Regions from separate parts of the Homo sapiens genome. Here region 2 is linked to region 1. A link is an interaction called in ENCODE POLR2A ChIA-PET data of the cell type or tissue named here. Cell type or tissue: GM12878. All regions are shown on one strand. Region 1 overlaps CD55 (CD55 molecule (Cromer blood group)). Region 2 has its middle 22 kb from the start of CR2.

Region 1 (5,000 bases):
TAAAGATTATATTTTAAAGAAATCAAAATATCATTTTTCTAAATTCAGCATTACCAACAAGAGATGCTTATAAATGCCTATTAAGTAATTGGTAGTATGTGGGAGCTTTGAATGCAAATGGTGTAGAAGACAAATGCTAACCTTGAGACCAATTCATAGAAATAATAAGATTCAGAACATGTATGTAAAAGAAAAATTATAGTAAGATGTGTGCATATCAAAACGGTGCTAGGAAAAGTGAATGCTGCAGGATTTTAGAGATGAAAGCAGTGTAGTCAGAGAAGACTTGGGCAGGGAAATAGAACTTGAGTTTAAACCTAATATGTACCATGCTTTTGAGAGAGAACAGCGGAGAAAGCGTTGCTCTTCACTCTAAGAGGGAAACGCTAGCAAATGCAAGGAGTTGAAAATTCAAGCAGCATGTTTAAGAGTTAAGTATAGATCATTTTGGATACAGCAGAGATCTTAAATGTCAGGATTACATTTTGACTTCTAGAGTAAAAATTTTTAGCACATATGGACTCACAGAGACTTCACTCAAAACAATCTTACTGAGCAGCTGAACTTACAAAATAAATACAAGCAGAAGTTTTTTTAGTTATACTGTAAAAAGGGACCACTCCCTGGCAGTTACCCTGAGAAAAAATTCAATGGTTCCACATAATCTAAAGGCATGATGTTGTTGTCCTTTTTTTTTTTTTTAAGAATGAAGGCAATTTAATATGTGTGTATGCCAAATTATGTTACACCAAACATACTTAAGAACACAGAAAATACTTAGCACATTTATCAATCACTCTTTGGTCTTGGATCAAAACAAGCAGCAACAACAAGCTGTTCTGATTTACACTAACTTAGAGTGTGCAGAGACACACACACCATTGGTTCAGTTCAAACATTTTCTGAGTGCCTAACACACGCCAGGCATTTTTTTATAATTGGAAGCGCAAAGCTGAACAAGATATAGTTCCTATGTCTTAAAAGCTAGTGGGAAAAAAGATTCAGAAATGATTTCAATAAAAAATGCAAGGGTCATCCCGAAGTAGCCAGCCTGGGAATCTTTCTGATGGGCTAGGGAACTAACTCTTAGTAAGGAAAATATAGCTAAGTAAAGAAGGGGCAGCGGGGCATGGTGGTTCACACCTGTAATCCCAGAACTTTGGGAGGCTGAGGCGGGCAGACTGCTTGAGCCCAGGAGTTCGAGACCAGCCTGGACAACATGAGGAAGCCCTGTCTATGCAAAAAATACATAAATTAGCTGGGCATGGTGGTGTGCACCTATAGTCCCAGCTACAAGGGAGGCTGAGGTGGGAGGATCACTTGGGCCAAGGAGGTTGAGGCTGCAGTGAGCTGTGATCGCACCACTGCACTTCAGCCTGGGCAACAGAGTGAGACCCTGTCTCAATTTAAAAAAAAGAAAAAAAAGAGGTACATGGAAACCACAGCAGTTTGCATGTATAAGGCATAAAACATGAAGGCAAGACCTGAGTGTCAAGCAGTAGGTAGACCATGGCTGCCTTGTACACTATACTAAGGAATTTGGGCTTTTTAAGTGATAGGAGATATGAATAAGCTCTAAGGAGGAAATAGATGTCTAAGTCACATCTGTGTTTCAGATCGCTCTGGGTAAAATATGGATGAAACATTAATAGAGTGAAAGAATGGAGGCAGGAGGCCATTGCTATCAGTGTCACTCTTGAACTCAGGCAACTAAGATTGCTGCCTCAAACCCCACATTTTAAAAGGCTGTGCTCTGGCCCTCCTCTGGATGCATTTCTCCCCTGTTGGTGGGATGTTTGTAGGCTGATAGCATATACTCAATGACAGCCTGTCCTACGACTTCTCCTCCATTCCAGAACATGCTCCAGGAACTAGCACCCAGAATTCCCTGTGCCAACACCCCTTCCAGGGCCTGAGAGGGTCCCTCCCACTGGTCCATGTTCTTGAGGGTGGTCTATCCTGCTGATATACTCACCTCTAACCCAACAGACAATGGAGGGTGGATACAAGTTATGGTGGATGTGGTGGACATGTCTTGGGTATGTAGGCTGAGTTGTCCGCTTATGTGCACCAGAGAACCCATACAGTGTGGGAAGAGGAAGGGCTATTTGATACAAGGTGGGTCTTAGGCCAGCGACCTCCATTTATATTCTTGCCTGGGCCCTGAAAATGTTAGGGGTGGCCCTAATTGCAATAGTCCACAGGAGGAATAATAAACTATGCTAGAAATATACAGATGGAGAGCAAAACACAAGTTTGAAAAACAGATTGAGGAGGTAAAGCACAATGATTTAGGGATGAGATGTGGGGAGTTAAGATAAAGAGAAGGGTCTGGCATGATAGTCATATAGCAGGGATTGATTCTAGGTTAGCAGATACCATCAGTCAACTAAAATTTTGAAAAAGAAAACATTGGCAGAGAGATAAGCAAACAGGTCCTCTGACAGTGAGGCTCTATTCAGAGGTAAACTAGCAGCACCTCTGTTTTCTGTATAACTATAGACAATTAGTGAATGTGTCCACTGTTCTTTCCTTCTTCGTATCCATATTCACGCATGGACACTGAAGCAACCTCATGTGTTTATAGTCTAGGGCTACATACTTGAGGTGAAGCAGTACATTGTTTAAGAATTCACTTTCCATTCAATCTTTTTGGTATGGTCAAAACAAGTTATGTGGAAAATCAAAATGATCCTGAAAGAAGTAAGGCCTTATAGGGATATTTGAAGGCACTGGGATTGCTTAAGAACAGGGGCTCTTTCCTACAGGATGCAGATGTCAGTGGTTGCTGAGTCACAGAGAGGATAGAAGAGTCAAGGAGGAAAACATGAACATCAGAATATTCAGCATGGAGTTCAAGACACCAGATAGGGAAGCAAGGCTGTGGCCTAGATGTGCAAGCAGGAAGATAAAGTGGGTTTGCATTTCTGTCAAATTCATGACACAGCAGGTGCTTGTGAAAATACTGGCTTCAGATGGGAGACTGTTTGTCTGAACTTTGTGACATGTTGCCTGGGTCAAACAAAAGATATGGCCCAGCTTTTCCTTGTTTTCTATCTTTAATTTACTATCATTTACAATGTCTCTTACTGGACAACGAAAATGGGAAAGGTGCTACTGGGTAGCAATGATGAAAAATTTAAAAACAACTACAATGAGAAAAAAAAGGTAGTAGTATGACATCTCAAAAAGAAGGGCACATGGTGGGTGTGGCAGGGACAGGCTCCTTAATGGCACGGCTTCATTTTATTTGTCTTCGTGTCAGTTGACCGTACACGTTGCCTACCAGAGTGTCAATCGATAAATGCTTGATAAATTACACTAAATCTACTCTAGTTTTCTTCCCCTAGTAACATACAAAAACTTTAACTTATCAATAATTTTGACAATAGGGCCTTCAGAAGTCATTTGCAGGAGGGCACATTGTGTGTGGAGAGAGAGAAGGATGGAAAGAAAGCAAGCCTACATTTTAAAATGTTGCATGTATTTTATTCCTCTCAATTTCCAAGAGACATGTGTCTCTAATTGACATAAATTTGACTGGATATATATCCATTTATAATATTATTTCTGCACCATATCTTTCTTTGAGAAGATTCTCAAATACAGACACAGTATTTCTTCTTGACGGTATAAGCTTATCTCTCTAATGATAAGAATATATCACACCTTAAAACCCCTCTAGATAATTATCTCGGTTAATTATTTTAATCCTAAGAAGCAGCATGTAGGCAACACTGGATTTTAGAAAAATGCTGGGTTTGAAATAAGAGACCTGGTTAAATGCCTTCCATTGCCACTTGTTTTAGGATATGGGGTCAAGTCTTACAGACCCTCTGATTGACACTATTTTCTTACACAAAATTGTGGGGCGGAAATCTTTCACCTATCATACTTGACTTTAGAAGTAATGGTTAGACAATAAATGACCAAGTGCAATACAAACCTAAGTTTGTTTTTAATCCTCATTCTACAATTTGGGAATTGGGACTCAGAAAACTTGCTGGTTTATCTTCACAGCTGCTAAATGAAGGAACATCACTAGAAAAGGTCTTAAAATTAGCAAAGCACTCATATATTGAAAGGTGGGTTTGCTACAAATACACACTGTGCTAATATTCTTAAGGGGCAGAAATTAATTTATCATTGAGTACTCAGCCTCACAATCTGAGTGCTTAGATTTTTTAACTCTTACCTCTGCACTCTGGCAACGGGTCACTCCACTGGACAGAGCTGCCTGAAATAAGACAAAAACTAGAAGTCGAGCCAAATAATTTGTACCTAAAGCAACAGGGGAAGAAAAAAGAGTTTGTTACATTCACACATATTTGACTTTCCTCAAATTCTCCAGGTTATTATCTTAAAATATTTACTACACAATTAGGTGAATATAAAACAGTAGTTGATAAAAGTCCACACAGTAGTTTAAAGGAAAAGAAAAATTAAGTTTAAAAACGTGACATCCAAAGAGTAAAAACAGATAAGACATGTACATTTTTTATTTGCATGGGGAATATGTTAGAAAGCATAAAAGTGTTTTAAACATTTTTAAATGACATAGATGATTGAACATTTTATACCTCTGAGTTCTAAATATGGGCTTCACAGAATAATAGAATGTACTTATATTTAAAGGGTTCAAAGTACTTCCCAGATTTTGTGTTCATGACCTAACCAATATCTGTGTTTCGTATAGGAGACAAGTGATACTGATATTTTTACTTTATAAAGAATAGGGACACACACAGAGTAAAATAGAATTATTTAATTTACAGATATGAAATGAGAAAATAAATGTAAAGTTTTCAACAGTGTCTGAGACATTGATGGTACTCAATGAATGAGTTCCTTCTCCCTATACAGAGAACTTATCAAAGAACTTAGAATACTTTCACACTAGGAATGTCTTTAACTCATGCTGTTTTGTAACAGCTTGTTTGCATATAGAAAAACTCATGCAAATTCATTATTTAGGTCAACTAAAGATTGGTTTAGTATTT
Region 2 (5,000 bases), 100 kb before region 1:
CTTATGTTCTATTTATAATAGAAACAGCACCTCAGGAAATACTAATCTAGAGATCCCAGGTTTAATTTTTATCCCAATAACCTGAATTTAGCCTTTAGTTCTTTTCTTACATTTTCTTTCTCCAGTGCCTTGCTCATGAATTACCGCAATCATTGATTCCCTACCACTGTCATCTTATGCACGTTTTCTACATGCAGAGCAAATTGCCATCCAGTTCTCACTGTCAGCACAGGCTAAATGAACTGTTAATTACATCTCCCATCAGCACTGCCTCCCTTCACTTTGATGGGGCTCCTTTTCCTGAGTGGTGTCTGAGGTCGATACTCTTGGAATTTCTTCTACTACTTGCCTGAGAATGGAGGCTCACATTCTCGTGCCAATTCCATCACTAAGGGTAGGACTTTGGTCAATTCACATTCTTTCTCTGGACTTGGTTTCCTCATTTATAAAAGGAGGGGTTGAACTCTAACATCCTTAAGGGCTGTTTCAGCTCTTGTGTCTTATGATTTTTTAAAGTGTCTTCCTTTGCACTTTCGAGACTGATATATTGAAAATGGGCCTACAGCCTCATCTATAGAAACTCTGCCTTTGTCCTGCTTTTTCAGTTCAGCAATCCCGCTCTAAGGAAACAAATTACTCTCCAAAATCCAGTGCCACATGTTTGAGTATACACAGTGAAAGAAGAATCCAGAACTAGATAGTGAATATCACAGAAACAATTCTTGAGCGTTACTGGCTAATGTTCACGCTGACTGAAGGACTTTTGTGCTTTGTAAAACTTCTCATCGTAAGCAATGTTCTTTCTAATATGTTTTTTAAATAAGTGCTCATCAGACAGTACAGCTGGATATTTGGACAAAAGACCCTTTTCTCCTTTTTGGAAAATCCCTCTAATCAAACCAAGAAAGACCGGTGCTTTCTGCAGGATGGTAAAGGGGTATTAGATTTGACCCTGGGACTTCCATGACATCTGACACACATCAGTGTTCTTAGTCAATCTAGTAGAATAACTAGACAATAAACAAACTAGAGTTTGTTCTTGTTTCTTCATGCTTCCAAATTCTCTTTCAGGTGATATTTTTAGGATATTCTTATAAATTAAGCATGATAAAATAAATATAAATGAAATATTAACCTCATTGAATATTTTCTTAGGCCATTTGGCCAATAGCATAATCTTTCATAAGCATTGGAATTACAGGGTTTAGATTGGAATAGAATTTTAGATACAACATGATTCAGTGATTTCTAAACATGGCTGGTCATCACAATTACCCGGGAACATGTTAAAGATAGATTCTGTGTCTGAATCTAGGCTAAAGAACTCAGAATCTCCCAGATAAAGGAACTAGAACCTGTGTTTTTGATGATTTTCCAGGTGGTCATTTTAATATAGTCAGCTTGGCACCCATATTTGAAAATGTTTGGGGCTTTTGAACATTTCTTTCCTGTGCTTTATGCAATACACTCTCTTTTATTTTATTTTATTTTTTTGAAACCAATACACTCTGTTTTAACATTATCTGCAAAGAGCTTTATTAGTCCCCTCTTGACTTGAAATCTGTTAAGGCATTCTCTCCTCACTTTTTTTTTTTTTTTAAGACAGAGTCTTGCTCTGTCGCCCAGGCTGGAGTGCAGTGGCACCATCTCGGCTCACTGCAAGCTCCGCCTCCCAGGTTCACGCCATTCTCCTGCCTCAGCCTCCTGAGTAGCTGGGACTACAGGCGCCTGCCACCACGCCCGGCTAATTTTTTGTATTTTTTTGTATTTTTAGTAGAGACGGGGTTTCACCATGTTAGCCAGGATGGTCTCGATCTCCTCACCTCGTGATCCACCCGCCTCGGCCTTCCAAAGTGCTAGGATTACAGGCGTGAGCCACCGCACCGGCCTCTCTCTTTACTTGTTTTGGCATGGAGACAAAATTTGCCCACCTGCTGTTTTCAACCATTGGCCTTACTGAATCCTGTCATTTGCTAATTCCCATATCTGACACCAGCTATCATGTCCTTCTATAGGCCAAGCATTTTACTTCTTTTATTAATTATATTATGGATTTAAGTTCTTGTACCAGTTTCTTCACTTGCTGGTGGATACAACATATTTTGATCACTCTCATTCTAAAATGTGGGGGGCAAAGCTGACCTCAATATTGTACAGTGTAATCAGCAAAGAAAAGCATGAGATTATCGTCTCTTTTTTCCTGCACACTAAACTTGTACTAATGTGGTCCAACATGACAGAAGTGATTTAGACAGTTCTATCACATTATTGACTCACTGAGTTAATTACATCATGAAGTTGTTTTCTCATGTGCTGTTCATAAGCCATCCTGGTATCCATATTGAATTTACACATTTGAACATTTGAAGATTTTTATAAAATTAATAATGCAACAGTACTTATATTAACAAATAGTTATATTTGTAGTATTTCTATATGGCAGGTTTGACCTAAAGCTTTCCTAGGTCAGTATTATTTTGGATGATTATCCTTTTAACCAGCTCTGGCTATTCATCCCTACTTCACCTCAATCACACATTTAACACACATGTCATCAAAAATTCTTCCAGGTCAGTGAGAGGGCCAAAGTCAGGCTTCTTTTTGGAATAAACTATCAATTGCTAGGAATAATTATTTTGTGAGATTAGAAGTAAAATGAAAGCACACACTTATAGATCGCTCATAGGCTCCAGTAGCGTTGTTGTAGTTGAGCTATATTTCTAAACATATGGACTTTAAAAGGGTTTAATTTCCTTCACCTAGAGTTGGTGAATTTTACACCTGTTTTAATCTGCTATTCTCTGGTTTGTCTGTGTTACATAATTGAATTCACTTCCTCCCTTCCCCCATGGGTTTTGTCTTAAATTCTCACAACAGTTCCCATAGGAAATAGGAACCAAGGTACATTGCACTTGCCTTTCAATTCTTCTTTTAGGTTAAAGTATGTTTGTTACAACTGCAAATTTGAAAGTTGGTTTTAAGTCTCTGATTATTTTTTGGTTAAAATATAAGCTAATATTAGGAATAATCATATAACTTGAAATAAGACTAAATATATTGTCTTTAAACCAAAATTAAAAAGACTTCTACTTTGTGGCACTTAAAGATATGATTAATAGAAAGTTAGTTTTCAAACTCCTACAGAAATGTGAAGATATTATTCCTAATCCCAACTTTGTCTATTCTATCTTATAAACCTCTTTCAACTTTTTTCTCTTTTTTGGGTCCATTCTGCTATTTTTGTAGTTTTCACCATCATCACCTCTAACCTAGGCTTCTACAATAGCTTCCCAAGTTCTCTCTCTTTTTTTCAATTTCCAAAACTCAGATATGGGAGCATAGATAAGAAAACTTGGCAATTGACATCACAAATAATTATACTATTTTTACAGTAAAGTATATCACACAATTATAATATAATAGTCTTGCAATAAAATTATCATCTAAGTGTTACTCTTATAAAAGAGAAATCATGAAATAGGTAGCCCCTTTTAAAAAAAAACCAGGTGGTAACATAACAGAATTGTCTTAATATTTTAAAAGTATTCAAAACCCATAAATTAGCCCTAAAAAGGTAAATTTTAGCTCCATTAGTTTATAGTTTGTGGTTCCTTCTTCCAGCATTCAAGCTGGTTCCTTTGGGATGTGTAGCTCCAGAAATTTGTATTGAGGAATTGAGAAGTCAGTGGCAGGTCAACTGAGGAATACTTACTCATCTCTGAGGGCAATGCTTGTCATCCCTGACCAATTGTCAGAATCACCTGGGAAGCTTTTTTTTTAAATGTACAGATTCTCATGCCCCACCTGGGAACTACTGAATCAGGTTCACTGTTCACTGAATCAGAACAGGCTGAGAATTTATGAATTTAAAAGTTCCCCAGGTGATTCTGATAACCAACGAAGGTTGTGAACCACAGTTTTAGGAAATTCTGATAAATGGGTAAAAAATTTGAATGTCATCAAGAGGAAGTCTGCAAGCCTAAATATAAATTGTTACAGTTGCTATCAGTTGAAGACATGTAAATGCAATTTGTGGGAATGGATTTAGAGACAGAATATGCAAACTTATCCCTATTGGATTTATTTATTTTTGACAGTATAAACGCCAATGCCAGGATTAAAAATTATAAGTGTAATTATACTGACTTTGGAGAGTGAGGTTTAAATTTAACATGATTTCAAGCAGATACTTCCAACAAAATACCCCCTTGGTAACACCCTAGACTTTGTCATGTCCTAATATGGCACCACTTCCAAAATCTCTAATTCAGACATCCTGCTGTCTACATACAATCTCCACTGCATTCAGCTTACCTATTTCAGTGTCAAACTGCTTGACCTTCGTTTGACTTCATGAGAACTTTCTGTCGCCTTTCCCCTTATTCTAATCTATTTGCCCACTCTTTCTTCAGTTCCTTCCTTAATCAGTCAAAAGTCTATACCACAAGTTCAACAGCACTCCTGCCAGTAACAAACTCCTTTGCCTGCTTCCTTATGGCAACTGTTTAGAAAATCCCAAACCTCAATCATTGTTACTTTCTGCTTTCCTTACCTAAGCACTGAGATAGAGCCACATGGCAGGTTGCACTGGTGGATAAATTCAGGATAACTAATTTCAAATAGACTCAACCTTGTGTGGCAACCTTACCATTGTTTTCCTCTTTTTAATTCACTTTATCAATGATTACTTTGTATCTTCTTTATACTCCTCACCCTTCCAACCATAACTGACCCTTTTCTGCCTGTCTTCTCACCTCCTTCTTCACTGAGAAGCCGTCGGAGATCTAGTCTCCCAATTTCCTGCTAGCAACTCTAGGAACCTCCATCTGCATTCATCTTTTCTTTTTTCCATTTTCTCTCTTCTCTTATTGAAGGTCAGTTCTTTCACATGAGGTCTTGGATTCTACTCTTTCCTGATTTTTCAGAAACATTTAACTATCAAACAATTCCACTCTTGCCTGTATTTTCAACTGTGTTCTAACATTGGATCATTCCCCGTG

The links. ChIA-PET counts read pairs that join two places held together with the same protein. Peaks named below come from ENCODE experiments on the same cell type or tissue, not always from the same donor. Only the 100,000 strongest peaks of a DNase experiment are listed, where the experiment ranks them.
Region 2: POLR2A ChIA-PET joins it to region 1 with 5 read pairs; 3 of 35 experiments call an interaction of 5 or more read pairs at or near these places.

What each region holds. Positions count from the first base shown.
Region 1 is chr1:207,326,033-207,331,032 of GRCh38, reverse strand. CD55 (CD55 molecule (Cromer blood group)) reads right to left here. Exons shown (of 10, transcript NM_000574.5): 5 at 4,196-4,281. Among named protein-coding and RNA genes, the nearest start is that of CD55, 6.9 kb to the right of the region's middle. In GM12878, no CTCF peak of the experiment used is centred here; no DNase peak of the experiment used is centred here.
Region 2 is chr1:207,429,576-207,434,575 of GRCh38, reverse strand. No RefSeq gene overlaps it. Among named protein-coding and RNA genes, the nearest start is that of CR2, 22 kb to the left of the region's middle. In GM12878, no CTCF peak of the experiment used is centred here; DNase peaks (open chromatin) are centred at 2,856, 3,822 and 4,400; H3K27ac peaks cover 3,077 bases.